Linked DNA regions of Homo sapiens: region 2 is linked to region 1. Evidence: chromatin loops called from intact Hi-C (ENCODE). Cell type or tissue: heart left ventricle. All regions are shown on one strand.

Region 1 (8,000 bases):
TCATTGTTTTGTTTTGTTTGTTTTATTCTTCCTTTTTTTTTGGAGTCACACTACATGTATAGTATTGCTCACGTTAGCAGTTTTCTGTAAGGAGGGCAAGTGTCAGGATAATAGGTGGACTTTTTACTCACCTATTTTACCACAATCTCACCCTGCAGGTGATGGTCAATGCTTGCTGCTCCATCTTTATTCATCGTTAATGTTAATTTATGACAACTCAGGGGGAAAAACATAACAAGCCTAGTTTGGTTACAGGTACACACAAGCTTGAATATTTCTCTGCACTGAAATGAAAGTGGCATAGTTCATCACCACCTGCTACATTTTGTAGAGCATCTTATCAGCCATAGAAATAGGACAATCTATAAAACTTTGGGGAGGGTGGGGGAGGAAATGACAAAGTGTCTGTCAAAAACAGGCATAATCTAAAACAAGGTGGATGTAGCAAATCTCTGTCACTGCTTGAGAACTTTGAGCTTGTGGCAGTTTTGCAGACTTACATGACTTCAGCACTTTACGACATATTTTTTACTATGAATGTTCAATACAATTTAATATTTATAACTGATTTCTGAGGGATCTGCTCCATGTCTATTCTGTTATCTGCATGAAAACAAAATGTATGCCAATTTCAGTATGTCAATAATCAAGGTTTTAAATGTTTGGAAGAAAATACAAACAAGATTGCTGATCTGTTCTGTATTAGTGACATTCTGGTACTTCTAGATTTGCAATAAATTTATGGATTTTTTATTTAAAGAGACCGATTCTCTTCTAAGATTTTTTATTGACTCTCACAGCATTCAGTGTTTGAGGCAATTAAAGTTATAAAAACTCACCAAAGATTCACTCCAAATAAATAATTTTTTAACGTTTATCTTCTGCAAAACCTTTTAACTCTACTAGAGACACATAAAGTTTCCCAAGAAGTTTCTACTGAACTTTTTATTTACTTATATTTATTATTATTATTTTTTGAGATGGAGTTTCGCTCTTGTTGCCCAGGCTGGAGTGCAATGGCACAATCTCAGCTCACTGCAACCTCCGCCTCCCAGGTTCAAGTGATTCTCCTGTCTCACCCTCCCATGTAGCTAGGATTACAGGTGCCCGCCACCATGCCTGGCTAATTTTGTGTATTTTTACTAGAGATTGGGTTTCACCATGTTGGCCAGGTTGGCTTCAAACTCCTGACCTCAGGTGATCCACCTGCTTCGGCCTCTCAAAGTGCTGGGATTACAGGTGTGAGCCATCATGTGCAGCCTAAACTTTTTTATGTCTTTTTTTTTTTGTATACTTTTTATACAAAAAAAAAGTATATATATACATATATATACTTTTTATACAAAAAAAAGTATATATATACATATATATACTTTTTATACAAAAAAGTATATATATACATATATATACATATATATACTTTGATCATTGAAAACAGGACGATTTTATTTTATGTTGAGTTTCATACGAACTATTTTAAAGCACCTTAGAAAAAGACTAAATAATTCAAGGGAAGTATTAAGTAATGAATAACAGAAGAGGGAAATAAAAATTAAACAATATAATCAAATGAAGAAGCATATTTTCATCTAAGAATTGAAATAAGAATGAAAGCATCAATGGAATTTAATTATTAATCAAAAATACATGAATGAAATGATATCATGGTAGCCAGAGTAAGCCTATCAAAAGTCATAAAGGCAAATAGTTAAAGACCACAACCAGTTACAGAGTCATTCCAAGAACTGTTGCAACCTGTAAGTAAACAGCACAGACTCTACATGCCAGGGGTTGGCAAACTTTTTCTGTAAAGGTCCAGATAGTAAATATTTAAAGCTTTGCAGGCCATGAGGCCTCTGTCTAGTCAACTCTGCCATTGAGGGTCAAAAGCAGCCACAGACAATATATAAATGAATGAACGTGGCCATGTTTCAATGGAATTTTATTTACGGATACTGAAATGTGAATTTCACAAGATTTTCACACAGGAAATATATTTTTTTTCAATCACATAAAAATGTTAAAAAAAAAAAAACAACACACACTATTAGCTCTCAGGCTGAAAAAAAAAAAAAACAGTGGACTGGATTTGGCCTGTGGACCACAGTTTCCAGCCCCTTCACCACACATCTGTAACACCGGCACAGGTCAGTACCGCCAGAAGCAAAGCTCTGAGAACTAACATCCTGACCCATGGGAAAGGATTCATTGTGGTCAAAGTAATTCTTAGATCATAACTGCCCCAAAATAGGAAAGATCAAGCAGCTAACACTTTTTCATTGTTGTTGTTGTTTTGAGACAGAGTCTTGCTCTGTCGCCCAGACTGGAGTGCAGTGGCACAACCTTGGCTCACTGCAACCTCCACCTCCAGAGTTCAAGCAATTCTCCTGCGTCAGCCTCCCAAGTAGCTGGGATTACAGGCGTGCACCACCACACCCAGCTAGTTTTTGTATTTTTAGTGGAGACAGGATTTTGCCATGTTGGCCAGGCTGGTCTCGAACTCCTGACCTCAAGTGATCTGCCCACTATGGCCTTCCAAAGTGCTGGGATTACAGGCATGAGTCACCGTGCCCGACATTATAGCTAACACATTTGTTAATTACGTTTTCTTTTTTCTTTTTTTTTTTTTTTTCTGAGATGGAGTTTCACCCTTGTTGCCCAGGCTGGAGTGCAGTGGCGTGATCTCCGCTCACTGCAACCTCCACCTCCTGGGTTCAAGTGATTCTCCTTCCTCAGCCTCCAAAGTAGCTGGGATTACAGGCATGTGCCACCACGCCCAGCTAATTTTTGTATTTTTAGTAGAGACAGGGTTTCGCCATCTTGGCCAGGCTGGTCTCAAACTCCTGATCTCAGGTGATCCACCCACCTCGGCCTCCCAAAGTGTTGGGATTACAGGCGTGAGCCACCACACCAGGCCGCTAATTATGTTTTCATTTCCCCTGATTAAAAAGATTCTGCTTTAAGCTTGTTGACTTCAAGAGGTTTCAGTATAAACCTTATGTAGACTTTCTCTACCCAAAAGTAAAATTATTCTACTTATAAAAATGAGTTGGGCCAGGTGCAGTGGCTCACGCCTGTAATCCCAGCTCTTTGGGAGGCCAAGGCGGGTGGATCACCTGAGGTTGGGAGTTCGAGACCAGCCTGACCAACATGGAAAAACCCCATCTCTACTAAAAATACAAAATTAGACAGGCATGGTGCTGCATGCCTATAATTCCAGCTACTCGGGAGGCTGACAGGAGAATCACTTGAATCCAGGAGATGGAGGTTGTGGTGAGCCAAGATTGCGCCATTGTACCCCAGCCTGGGCAACAAGAGCGAAACTCCAACTCAAAAAAAAAAGAGTTGAGACCATGTACTCTTTTAAGACCTATGTATCCGTAACTAATACAAAATGTGTCCAAACCTTTTAACAAAGTTATACATTTTATACTCCAATAATATGTAATGTAGCTTTTCAGCATTTATTTGCCTTTCCCTTTGCTTAATATCTGGTGATAAAACAGAAAATGGATTCTATGTCAGCATTCTTGTGGCGCAGATTCAAATCACCAGGTGGTATTTATTACATTTAGATTTCCATACTCCAATTCAACTATTGTAAATCAGAAATCATCATGATCCTTCAGCTGGGCGTGGTGGCGCACACCTGTAATCCCACCCAGCACTTTGAGAAGCCGAGGCGGGTGGCTCACTTGAGGTCAGGAGTTCGAGACCAGCCTAGCCAACATGGTGAAATCCTGTCTCTACTAAAAATACAAAAATTAGCCGGACATGTTGGTGCGTGCCTGTAATCCCAGCTACTCGGGGGGCTGAGGCAGGAGAAGCACTTGAACCTGGGAGGTGGAGGTTGCAGTGAGTCGAGATCACGCCACTGCACCCTAGCCTGGGCGACAGAGCAAGATTCCATCTCAAAAAATAAAAATTAAGAAAAAATAAAAAAGAAATCATGATCCTTAGTTTCACAAGTTTGCAAATATGGGGCTCACCAATAGGGAACTAGAGTTTAGAAGCCATTGTCTTTAATTCTTTAAACCGTGGCCAGGTGTTGTGGCTCATCCCTGTAATCCCAGCACTTCAGGAAGCCACGGTGAGTGAATTGCTTGAGCCCAGGAGTTCAAGACCAGCCTGGGCCACATGGCGAAACCAAAATTAGCCAGGTGTGGTGGCTCATGCCTGTGGTCCCAGCTACTCAGGAGGCTGAGGTAGAAAGAGCACTTGAGCCCAGAAGGCAGAGGTTGCAGTGAGTCCAGATGGCATCACTGCACACAGCCTTGGCAAAGAGTGAGACCCTGTCTCATAAAAGAAAAATAGTAATGGTTATGCACATTACTTAAAATGACCTATTTAAGGAATTCAGACATGTTACACGCAAAAATGATCACTGCTATAAGTATACATTGCATTGATAAAAGAGAAGCTGCCCTTGTTTTCAGATTTGTGTTTATATTGCATGTGTCCTAAGTGAGGGCGATCGTAGCGTACAGCTGGGCCAGCCGCCGTTGCATAAGTAAGGAAACTGGGTCCCCCTAGTGTTCAGTTCTCGTTAATGACTCTCTAAAGGTGCAGAACAAGAAAAGTGGCAAGAGAACTTACAACTTCCCTTTCCATGTAACAACTCACCCAAATCAAAACTACTTCAATGACTATCCATTTCCTACATGGAAAATTAGACGGGAAACCTGATGCCCAGAACATTTCACCAAATATTATTGAGAAAATACAGATTGTGGCCATGTATTTGTGTCATTTATATGCCTTTCCAGCAACTCAAGAACAAGCACGCTAACTTCCCTAACAACTTATACACCCTAGAATTCAACCAAAACTTTAAGCACCCTCTCTGCACTGGCACCTCCCATTCTTAGTCCCAACTTTGTCCCTGAGCTCCTGATTTATATCTGCCCGCATGGCAGGGCATGGATATAAAACTAGGCATCTTCTACTTAAAGTGTCCTCAGCAGAACTCTGGATCATCCTCCTCAAACCCACTCCTCCACACATCCAATCGGCTCTCCTTTCTAAATATATCCAGGAGCTGACTGCTTCTGCCAACTGCACCAGGACCCTTGATCCAAGCCAATATCATCTTAGCTGGATTATTACAGTAGTCTTCTAGCTGGCCTGCCTGCTTCCACTCTTGGAACACGCCACCCCCACCTTAATTTTCCATACAGCAGCCACAGTAATCCTCTTACAGCACAAGTCTGAACTAAATCCTTAGCAATGGGCCCTGCATGAACTGCCTGATGGATACTATTACTTTTCCCTCTGCTCCTGCTACACTAGCCTCACTGGCTCTTTTTCTGGGGGGGTTGGGGGGGCAGTCTCGCTCTGTCGCCCAGGTTGGAGTGCAGTGGTGCAATCTTGGCTCACTGCAACCTCCGCCTCCCAGGCTCAAGCAATTCTCCTGCCTCAGCCTCCCGAGTAGCTGGGACTACAGGCGCCCGCCACCACACCTGGCTAATTTTTTGTATTTTTAGTAGACACGGAGTTTCACCGTGTTAGCCAGGATGGTCTCGATCTCCTGACATCGTGATCCGCCGACCTCAGCCTCCCAAAGTGCTGGGAATTCAGGCGTGAGCCACTACGCCCGGCCCTTTCTTTTTTTTTTTTTTGTTTGTTTTCGTTTGAGATGGAGTTTTGCTCTTGTCACCCACGCTGGAGTGCAATGGCACAATCTCGCCTCACTGCAACCTCCGCCTCCAGGTTCAAGCAATTCTCCTGCCTGAGCCTCCTGAGTAGCTGAGATTACAGGCACCCGCCACCACACCCAGCTCATTTTTTTTTTGTATTTTTAGTAGAGATGGGGTTTCGTCATGTTGGCCAGGCTGGTCTCGAACTCCTGACCTAGGTGATCTACCTGCTTCAGCCTCCCAAAGTGCTGGGATTACAGGTGTGAGCCACCACGCCCAGCCTCTCTTACTGTTTCTGGAATTGTTCTTACTGTTGCAAGCTTCAGGCCTTAGCATTTGTGGTTTCCTTTGCTTGGTACTCCCTTCCCTGAGATGTGTATGCAGTGTGACCCTTCAATTTGATCACTTCCAAATGCCACCTCCCTAGGGAGGCATTCCTGTCTATCCTATTCAAAATGGTACTTGTTTCTATCCATTTACTTTGCTGTTATTAGGTTATAACAGCATCCACTTTGGGAGGCTAAGGTGGGCAGATTGCTTGAGCCTGGGAGTTTGAGACTAGCCTGGTCAACATGGTAAAACCCCTCTCTACAAAAACTACAAAAATTAGCCAGGCATGGTGGCACATGCCTGTACTCCCAGCTACGTGGGAAGCTGAGGCGGGAGGACCACTTGAGCCCAGGAGGCAGAAGATATAGTGAGCCAAGATCACACCACTGCACTCTAGCCTGGGTGACAGGACAAGACTCTGTCTCAAAAAAATAAATAAAATAAAATAAAGCATCTGTTTACTCCTTGACTCTCTGTCTCATCCACTAGTGTATTAGGGTAGGAGTTCTTTGTTCACTGCTGTATTCCCAAGGCTTTGAGCAGGGCCTGGCACCCAGTAGGCGGTGCTCCATGAATATTGTTGAATGAAAAAATACATGAATGAATGAATGAGTTATAGACTTTTTTCCCTTTAGTTACACAAGAGAAAAAAAATGTTATCTATTGACAGTTACAGTTCAAGAGAGTCTGTGCTGCTACGAAACAGCTGGATAACCATAGGACACTGAAAGCACTGTGCTGAGAACCCACCGGCTCAGCATCTGAGGATGGATGGGTCTCAGAGTGCCCAGCAGTAGTGTACTATATGGGTGGGTCAGTTGTAAAGAAGAAAAAACTGATCCATGAGCAGACACTAAAGAAAACAGTGGGATGAAATCAATACTGGGTTAAGTATGGAGGTCTGTGGGTTTTAACATACTGCCTCAATAGATTTTGTTTCAACTATTTTCCAGTAGACTTTTTTTTTCCATAATGCTTTCTTTTAATGCCTCAACTAGTCGGAAGAGCTTTACTAAATATTGCAACTCTTGGCCGGCCATGGTGGCTCACATCAGTAATCCCAGCACTTTGGGAGGCCAAGGCAGGCAGATTGCTTGAGCTCAGGAATCCAGACCAGCCTGGACAATGTGGAAAAAACCCCATCTCTAAAAAATAAAAATAAAAAAAATACACGGGGCATGGTGGTGCACACCTGTAATACCAGCTACTTGGGAGGCTGAGGTGGGAGGACCACTTGACCACGGGAGGTGGAGGCTCCAGTGAGCCGTGATCATGCCACTGCACTCCAGCCTGGGCAACAGAGCAAGACCCTATTTCAAAAATAAATAAATATTGCACCTCTCTTTTTTTGGTACTAAGGCAGAAGTATATAGACTGATTTCTCCAACTTTGAGCAACCCCAGATGACTCTACTTGAACAGAAAAGAAATTGACAGTTTAATCGTGTATAATCCCTTGTAAACAACCCGGGGGAAAAATGGTTAGGTTCTGGTTGGTGATATTTTACTTCAATGAGGTCATGCAGCACAGTGAAAACAACGAATAACTCAACATTAGGGAGACTTGGGATCTGATCCCATTTTTGCCATTGGTTAAACAACAAGCAAGTTTACTCGGCTGCTGCAGGCTTGTGTCCTCATGCATGAAATGGACTAAATAATCTCCACATTATTAATGCTTTACGACTCTGCTTTCCAAAAATGGAAATGCATTTGAAGACAATACCAGGCCCTTGAAAATGAAGACGGGAGGGTAAAAAACAAGCTGCAACAGAGAACAGTATCAAGCTTTTAAAGAAACAAGTTAACACCGAAGCCAGAGGCCTTTAATGTAGACATTAAACGGTGTCTACATACACCCTTTCAGCTTGAATGTCAACACCGGCTGTACTGACAGAAGATTTACATGACCTTTTCCTGAAATAAGCCTTCCTCTCCTAGTAACTCAATACCACGGGTACATTTTTCCAGGTACACTAGAGTTGGGTACTGGTCTAGAGCTGCACTGTCCAATACAATAGACACAAGCCACATG
Region 2 (8,000 bases), 120 kb before region 1:
CAAGCATAAAACGCATTTCCACGTGGCTTTGGAATGTATGACTTATGCGTCAGCTTAGGGCCAAAGGGCAGGGAGGAAGCATCCGCTCAAAGGCATGTGCCAGGGCTTTGTAGATACTTCCACCCCCGTGGGGGCATCTTTGTGGAAGCTTGGGGTATGGGTGGGTGAAAACGGGGAGCCTGTTTATCTGCATGTCCATGGTGTACACTATTCAAATAGTCTTGCTTAACCTTTGAGGCCAGATGCTAAGGAAAGATCACGGCTGTGGTTCCAGGAAACAAGCCATTAGCTCTATCGGTCAACCAGAAGGCACTGGGGTGGGCAATGGCACCAGGGTTGAACACAGGATTTGGTCTCTGCCTCCAGGATGTTTCCAGAAGGGTAAACTGACCTTTAGTTAATAAATTTGCTAATTGGTCTTCACCAATTAGGGATTGGTCTAATTAATAAATTTGCTAATTGGTCTTCACCAATTAGGGATCCCTTCAAGAATTAGGGATTCTTCTCGTTTGCCACAACCTTTTGTGTTGCTCTCTTGTAGGTGACTGACTTTCCTAATACGCTCTTCAGAGAAAAACGTTTCAATGTGCTTGTCTTATTTCAGCAAAGGACTGAAAGCTGGAGGGGTTTGGAGGAATCCAGCTAGTTATAAAACAGGTGTAGTCAACAAAGCAGACAATCTCCTTGCAAAAGATTCAGGAATTAGGAGAAAGAAAAAGATTGGCTGAGAGAAGCCTCTCAGTGTGGCCACTTAAGGAGCAATCCCCTCTTTTTGTTGTACAGACTAGTTGGTTAGTGCAGGCTACATCCTGGGTTCTGGCTCTAACAGGAAGACACAATTATATATGCCAGCCACCCAAATGATCACAGGTCCACAGACCTTGTATTCTAAAGGGATTTATCTTAAAAGGGTCTAGAGTGTGAACAGGCAATTGTAAAATATTTATGTGTCACCAACAGCGCAGATACTGTCTTGCTATAAATCTCAGCTTCTCACTGGTACTGCTAGGAGTGGACAAAACTTACAAAGATCTGACTGGCATTCTATCGGCCCCTAGGATTGTGTACTCTAATTATGAGATGCATATGCTTATATCAAACAGGCGTGTTGTGTTTTATCTGCACCAGCAAAGGCTAAATTCTAGGATAGCTACTCCTGATCCCCCAATATTCTTCAGTAATACCTGCTCCCACTAATGGATAGTTATTCTAAGTTAAACATAATAGTAATAACAACAACAATAACATCTCGTATTTATTGAGCCCTTACTAAGTACCAAGTTAAGTGCTCCTCAGCATGATACATGCTTCCTGGCATTATCTCATTGAATCCTTATGACAACCTCTCAAGTTAGCCACTATTGTCCCCATCTTTCAGATGGGGAAACCAAAGCTCAGAGAGGCTAAGTAATTTGCCCCCAAGTCACATAGCTAGAAAATGATAGAGCCGGCCGGGTGCAGTGGCTCACGCCTGTAATCCCAGCACTTTGGGAGGCTGAGGTGGGCAGATCATGAGGTCAGGAGTTCGAGACCAGCCTAACATGGTGAAACCCCATCTCTACTAAAAATACAAAAATTAGCCAGGCGTGGTGGCGCATGCCTGTAATCCCAGCTACTCAGGAGGCTGAGGCAGGAGAATCACTTGAACCCGGGAGGCGGAGGTTGCAGTGAGCCAAAATTGAGCCACTTCACTCCAGCCTGCACGACAGAGACTCTGTCAAAAAAAAAAAAAGGAAAGAAAGAAAATGATAGAGCCAAGATGTGAACGCCGGTCTGACTACACAGCCAGCACCCTCACTCACTAAACCTAGGGAGGTGGTTCCATTTTGAATATGTATTAGAATCACTGGAGAGCTTTTAAAAAATACGCATGCCAAAGTCTCTTTCCCAGAGACTGTGATTTAATCGACCTGCAGTGAAGCTCTGACATCAATATCTTCTAAAACCCTCCTGGGGATTTAGTGGGGAGAGCACTCATTCCCAGGGAAGGAGGGCAAGGGGCAAGATCGGGAAGAGAACACAGCACGTTTCAAAGTTAAATGTAGCTAATAGTCATCGTCACTGCAGGCTTTCTGTTGCCCACGACTTTATACCTCTATGCCATAGCATCATAAATATGACCTTATAAGTCATAGTAAGAACAATAGACAATCCATAAATGAAACTTCTAATCACTTTTCAATTTCAAACACTATTCATTTAGATAAGCCTCCATACTTTGATCAGGCACTGGCACATTAAAACTGTTAGTTGCCTTCGGCTTTCTGTCGAGAAATGCGTGTCTTATGGCCATGAGAATGCATTTCTACGCACTTGTGGTTACTTGTGACTCTAATTAAAGCAGAACCTCTTAAAGCAATAAATATTTAGCCACAGCAACCAAAATATCAACAAAACCATGATTCATGAATTTGCTTATTTGTGCTTCTCTGGTTACGGAAGTGAAGTGGCATTTTATGATGCATGAAGACAGGGGCAGGCCGGGGAAGACTCACCACTGCCCACGCGGAGGAACAGTGGTCTTTCTTGGCTGGGACCCAAGGGCCATGTTTCACTGAGTCAGAAAGGCAATGCAGCAAACAAGGAAATTCGCAAATTTCTCCATACAAGAGAATCACCAGATGAGATCTCATCTAAGACATGGATTTCTGGGTCCTATTCCCAGGAATTCTAATTTAATAAGTCTGGGGTGGGGCTCTGATTCTAGGTAATTCTGATGTCAGTGGTTTGAAAACTAGAGTTGAAGAAGTATTCAAGGAATAATTAGGATGATGCCTTTGGGGGCAGGCAGGTCTCCAGTGCCACCCCTGCCAACCAAGTGGTCTTGGGCAGAATTCATAACCTCCCTCAGTCTCAATCATCTCAGCCAGGAAGCAGGGAAACGATTGTACAGTTGACCCTTGAATAACACAAGAGTTAGGGCACTGACTCCCAAGCAGTTGAAAATCTGGGCATAACCTCTGACTCTCCCAAAACTTAACTACTAATAGCCTTATGTTGACCAGGAAGCCGTACCAATAACATAAACATTTAATTAAGACACATTTAGTATGTTACATGTATTATATACTGTAGACTTACAATAAAATGAGCTAGAGAAAAGAAAATGTTAGTAAGAAAATCCTGGCCAGGCACAGTAGCTCAAACCTGTAATCCCACCACTTTGGGAGGCCAAGACAGGAGGATGGCTTGTGCCCAGGAGTCCGAGACCAGACTGGGCAACATAGTGAGACCCGTGTCTCTACTAAATAAATAAATAAATAAATAATTAGCTAAGTGTGGTAGTCCCAGCTACTTGGGAGTCCTAGCTGGTAGTCCAAGTTACTTGGGAGGCTGAGGTGGGATGATCGCTTGAGCCCAGGAGGTTGAGGCAGCAGTGAGCTCTGATTAGATCACTGCCCTCTAGCCTGGGCAACACAGCAAGACTGTCCAAAAAAAAAAGAGTAAAGAAAGAAAGAAAGAGAGAAAGGAAGGAAGGAAGGAGGAAGGAAGGTAGAAGGAAGGAAGGAAGGAAAAAGAAAATTGGAAGAAAGACAAAATATATTTTCTATTCATTAAGTGGAAGTGGATCATCATAAAGGGCTTCATCCTCGTTGTCTTCACGTTGAGTAGGCTAAGGAAGAAGAGGAGGAGGAAGAGGAGAGGTTGGTCTTGCTGTCTCAGGGGTGGCAGTGGCAGAAGAAAATTCATGTATTACGTGGACCCATGCAGTTCAAATCCGTGTCGCTCAAAGGTCAGTTGTACGTATCTCACAGGGCTGTGGGAACAGTTATATAAGACAGTGTACATAAAGCTTCAAGCAAGGTACTTTTGCATAATGCCTGCCAGAGAAGTGCCAACCAAATTACCTGTAGGGAGAAAATAGCAGAGATCACAACCTCCGACAGTTTGGTTGGGCATGCCTAGTGTTTTTCATTTAACTAATGCTGAATGTCATTCGACAGGGTCCTCTCTCCAGCATATTGAATTCCTAACACTGCCCATAACTGACAAAAACAAACATGTGTTCCTTTATATCACCTGCCTGGCCCACAAAGGCATTAGCATTTGTGACTGGGTAGAGTGCCTGTTCTGAGGAGTGCACATTCTAATAACCTTCTAAAGAAGCAGGCTTTCAGCCCAGTGCAGTGGCTCGCACTTGTAACACCAGCACTCTGGGAGGCCGATGCAAGGAAGATCACTTGAAGCCAGGAGTTCGAAACCAGCCTGGGCAACAAGCAAGACCCCTCTGCTCCATCTCTGTAAAAAAAAAAAAAAAAAAAAAAAAAAAAATTGTAGTGTTCCAGGCATGGTGGCACACACCTGCAGTCCCAGCTACTAAGCTACTAGGGAGGCTGAAGCAGGAGGATTGCTTGAGCCCCGGAGGTCAAGGCTGCAGTGAGCCATGATCAGACCACTGCACTGCAGCCAGGGCAACAGAGTGAGACCCTGTCTCTACAAAAATAAAATAAAGAAGCAGGCTTTGTTTCTAAGTGTAGTATGTCCCCTTGCCAAGGATGCCTACAGTGTACTCGTTTTCTAGAAACACAGGGCGGCCTGGCCTCTATTCAGACCCAGGACTCCGGCTGGCCTGGGGTGGCCCTGAGTATGGGATGAGGACATTCCACCAAGCCTGGTGGCCAAAGGCCCAGAAAGAGACGCAGTTTGACTTCCTCTAGGTCCCTATCAGCAGGCCCTGTCCCCAGCCAGGGCCAACAGCCAGAGTCCCTTATCCCTTGCTCTGTCACCTCACAGCACCTCTGACTTTTCCCCGCCCCACCCCCGACCCCAAACTGGACAGAAGGCCCAGGATGCAGAGACTGCTTCCCAGCGGGAAAGGTTATGCAACAACCTGATAGCATCAAATTACAAACAACCAAGGTCTCCTAGGAGCCTGGATGCCAAATTCAACAGAATGTTTCCTCATCACCAAGGGGGAGGAAGGAACAGTTCTGCTCTTCAAATAAAACGAGAAAAGATTTTCCAGACAGAGGAGCAGTCAGTTAGGGGAAAAACAAGGTGTTGGTTCTGTCCTGGGTAGGAAACAGATCTGGCATGGAGAAGGGAAGGCGGCTGCTGGGAGAGCCAGGCCTCCTGGACCAGGCTGTGGACTCAGAGACAGCAGGGGTGTCTGACTCGTGCCCTTCTTCTTCGGGAGAAGGCAGGGCTGCTTTGCTCTGCCCCCGCCCCAGTTCCGTTTCTCCTCACCCCTGCAGGGCACAAGCCAAGTGGAGCATTCTCAGTCCACACGCACGGGGTGAAAAGATGACTCCAGGAGACGCTGCCTCATCCCATCAGCTGAGCTGGGCGGCTCGGCCAGGAAAGGAAAGGGAAGACAAGCAGGGGGGCCTGGGGGCCCTGAGAACAGGGGAAGACAGCACGTGGCCTGACGCAGCAGCCTGGCTTCAGGGAGAAAGTTGCACGACTCCGGGTACTGTTTGTCCTACTCCGTTGCGAAAACATTGACCGCCTTCTCTCTTTCATCTGCTCTTGAGTCTGGCCCCTGTACAGTGAGCCGTGCAGATGTCCCACTGATGGGGAACTGGGTGAAGAGGAGCAGGTGACCAGAGGGACCCCAGCCCCCTTGACTCACAGGACATGGCCACCTGCTGAGCAGGGCGCTGCCTGGCTTCCCAGAGCTCCAGCAGCATTCCAGGCAGAGAGGAAGAAGGAGGCTGTGGAATAGTTAGTTGACAGGAAGCCGCTTTGGAGACTGAGGAAGAAGAAGTATTTACCCCCAGGCAGCAGCCTTTCAGGCAAAGTTCACTTTCAGACTCCCAAGAAAAGAGGGCAATGGCATCCAGCCCCAGCCCGATCATGAATTCAAGTGCTGTCACCCACCGATCCCACATCAGAGTTACTGGGAAGGCCTTGCCCCAAAAAAGAATGTTATCTTGAGGTGCCTGAAATTCAGCTTCAGAACAAAGTTTCCCAAGAGTTCCTGAACACTTTTAAAGTTATCTGTATGCGATTTAAGTTGCCTGATCCTTTTGTGGGGGAATCTTTTTCAGGGTGTTTGCCAATCCCCTTCTAATGCTTCTATGGGTGGGGTTCCGCCAGGTTGTTTCAGCCAGGAATGAAGAAATTTAGTCTAATGGGGGTTATCATTAGAGGCCAGGTGCAAGGCTGGGAGCCTCCTGGGCAGTACCCCCACTGATTCTCCCAACAGTCCATGGAGAATGGTCCACAACCCCACCTAATGAGAAGAGGATGCTGAGCCCTGAGCTGAGTCAAGATTCAAGCCCAGCCTGAGCCTCCAAACCCTCTCTGCCTCCCACCGATGTAGAAAGATTCAGACTGTTGCAAGGGCTAAAGACTTTTCCTTGACAATTGCTAGGTTCAAAGAGCAAGATAGGATTTTCCAGGTGGCTGAGGAGTCGAGTATAACAAGGTGTGCGTGAGAGCAGTCACGTGACTTGGAGAATGAGCCAGTGATGGTCAGAGGATGTGGACCCCTCCATTGCTGGCTGGCCTCGGGGATGCCTTCCATTCTCCTTGGCCTCAGTTTCCTCATTTGTCCAATAAGGTGGTTGGAATAAAGATCGCTGAGGTCGGCCAAGCACGGTGGCTCACGCCTGTAATCCCAGCACTTTGGGAGGCTGAGGAGGGCAGATCACTGGAGGTCAGGAGTTCAAGGCCAGCCTGGCCGACATGGTGAAACCCCGTCTCTACTAAAAATACCAGACATGGTGGCGGGTGTGGTGGTGCACGTCTGTAATCCCAGCTACTCAGGAGGCTGAAGCAGGAGAATCGCTTGAACCTGGAAGGTGGAGTTTGCAGTGAGCTGAGATCGCACCTCTGCACTCCAGCCTGGGCGACAGAGCAAGACTTTGTCTCAAAAAAAAAAAAAAAGATGACTGAGGTCTTTTCCAACTTTGGCGTTCTTTGAACTTGGGGATATTCCTGGAGATTTTGTCACTGGCTTCTCTCATTGGTCATTTTGGATCAGTGGAAATGAGGCTGGTACTTGCCCTTCTCCTTGTTCTCAGCTCCCCTGATATAAGAGGGATCTTTTAAAAAAAAATTGAATAGTATGCTGGAGGGGGAGTGGGAAATGGTGAGCAACTGTTTAAAGGATATGGGGTTAAATAAAATAAATATATATATTTTAAAAGCTAGGCATAGGACAGGTGCAGTGGCTCACACCTGTAATCCCAACATTTTGGGAGGCTAAGGTGGGAAGATTGCTTGAGCCCAGGAGTTTCAGACCAGCCTGGGCAACATAGCAAGACCCCGTCTCTACAAAAAAAATTTTAAAAGGTAAAGAAAAATTAGTTGGGTATGGTGGTGCATGCCTGTGGTCCCAGCTACTTGGGAGGCTGAGGTGGGAGGATTGCTTGAATCCAGGAGGTTGAGGCTGCAGTGAGCTGTAATGATGCCACTGCACTCCAGCCTGGGCAACAGAGCAAGACCCTATCTCAGAAAAAAAAAAAAAAATGCAGGGGGCGCAGTGGCACACTCCTGTAGTCCAAGGTACTCAGGAGAATGAGGTGGGGGGAATCCCTTGAGCTCAGGAGTTTGAGGCTGCAATGAGCTATGATCGCGCCATTGCACTCCAGCCTGGGGGACAGAGCAAGACTGTATCTCTAAAATATTAATTAATTAATTAATTAAAGGATATAGGGTTTTCTTTTGAGGTGATAAAAGTGTTTTGGAACTAGACAGATGTGGTCGTTGCACAACATTGGGAAGGTGCTAAGTGCTACTTAACTGAACAACTTAAAATGTTAATTTTATGTGATGTAAATTTCACCTCCATATTTAACATTAAATAATGTCCCTCCCACTCTTAAAATCTTCCCATGGTTCCACATTTCCTTAAAATAAAAGCCAAACTGAAAAGATCGTTGAACGCTGGCCCCATCTCTCGCTATTCTCCTTGGTCGCCACAAACTCCAGACTCACAGACACAGGGGCAGCTCTAGGGAGCGGCTCCTACTCCCCGATGTTCCCACCCCTGCCCGGGCTGCTGCCCTCGCCCAGAGCCTCTTCTCCTGCCAATTCCTGGCTGTCTCCTACTC

The links. A loop is a pair of places that touch in the nucleus more often than their neighbours do. Peaks named below come from ENCODE experiments on the same cell type or tissue, not always from the same donor. Only the 100,000 strongest peaks of a DNase experiment are listed, where the experiment ranks them.
Region 2: it touches region 1 in a loop (3.0-fold over the local background); 63 of 110 quality-filtered maps call a loop at or near these places.

What each region holds. Positions count from the first base shown.
Region 1 is chr17:68,259,789-68,267,788 of GRCh38, reverse strand. It overlaps SLC16A6 (solute carrier family 16 member 6), which reads left to right. Exons shown (of 6, transcript NM_004694.5): 6 at 1-763. It also overlaps a transcript of ARSG not described here. Among named protein-coding and RNA genes, the nearest start is that of AMZ2, 16 kb to the right of the region's middle. In heart left ventricle, a CTCF peak has its summit at 4,534 (motif pointing left); a DNase peak (open chromatin) is centred at 3,677; H3K4me3 peaks cover 42 bases; H3K27ac peaks cover 492 bases.
Region 2 is chr17:68,375,694-68,383,693 of GRCh38, reverse strand. All of the region lies in intron 8 of ARSG (arylsulfatase G), which reads right to left. Among named protein-coding and RNA genes, the nearest start is that of MIR635, 45 kb to the left of the region's middle. RefSeq lists a silencer at 2,260-2,460 and an enhancer at 4,957-5,476. In heart left ventricle, no CTCF peak of the experiment used is centred here; DNase peaks (open chromatin) are centred at 4,683 and 5,323; H3K4me3 peaks cover 1,307 bases; H3K27ac peaks cover 4,309 bases.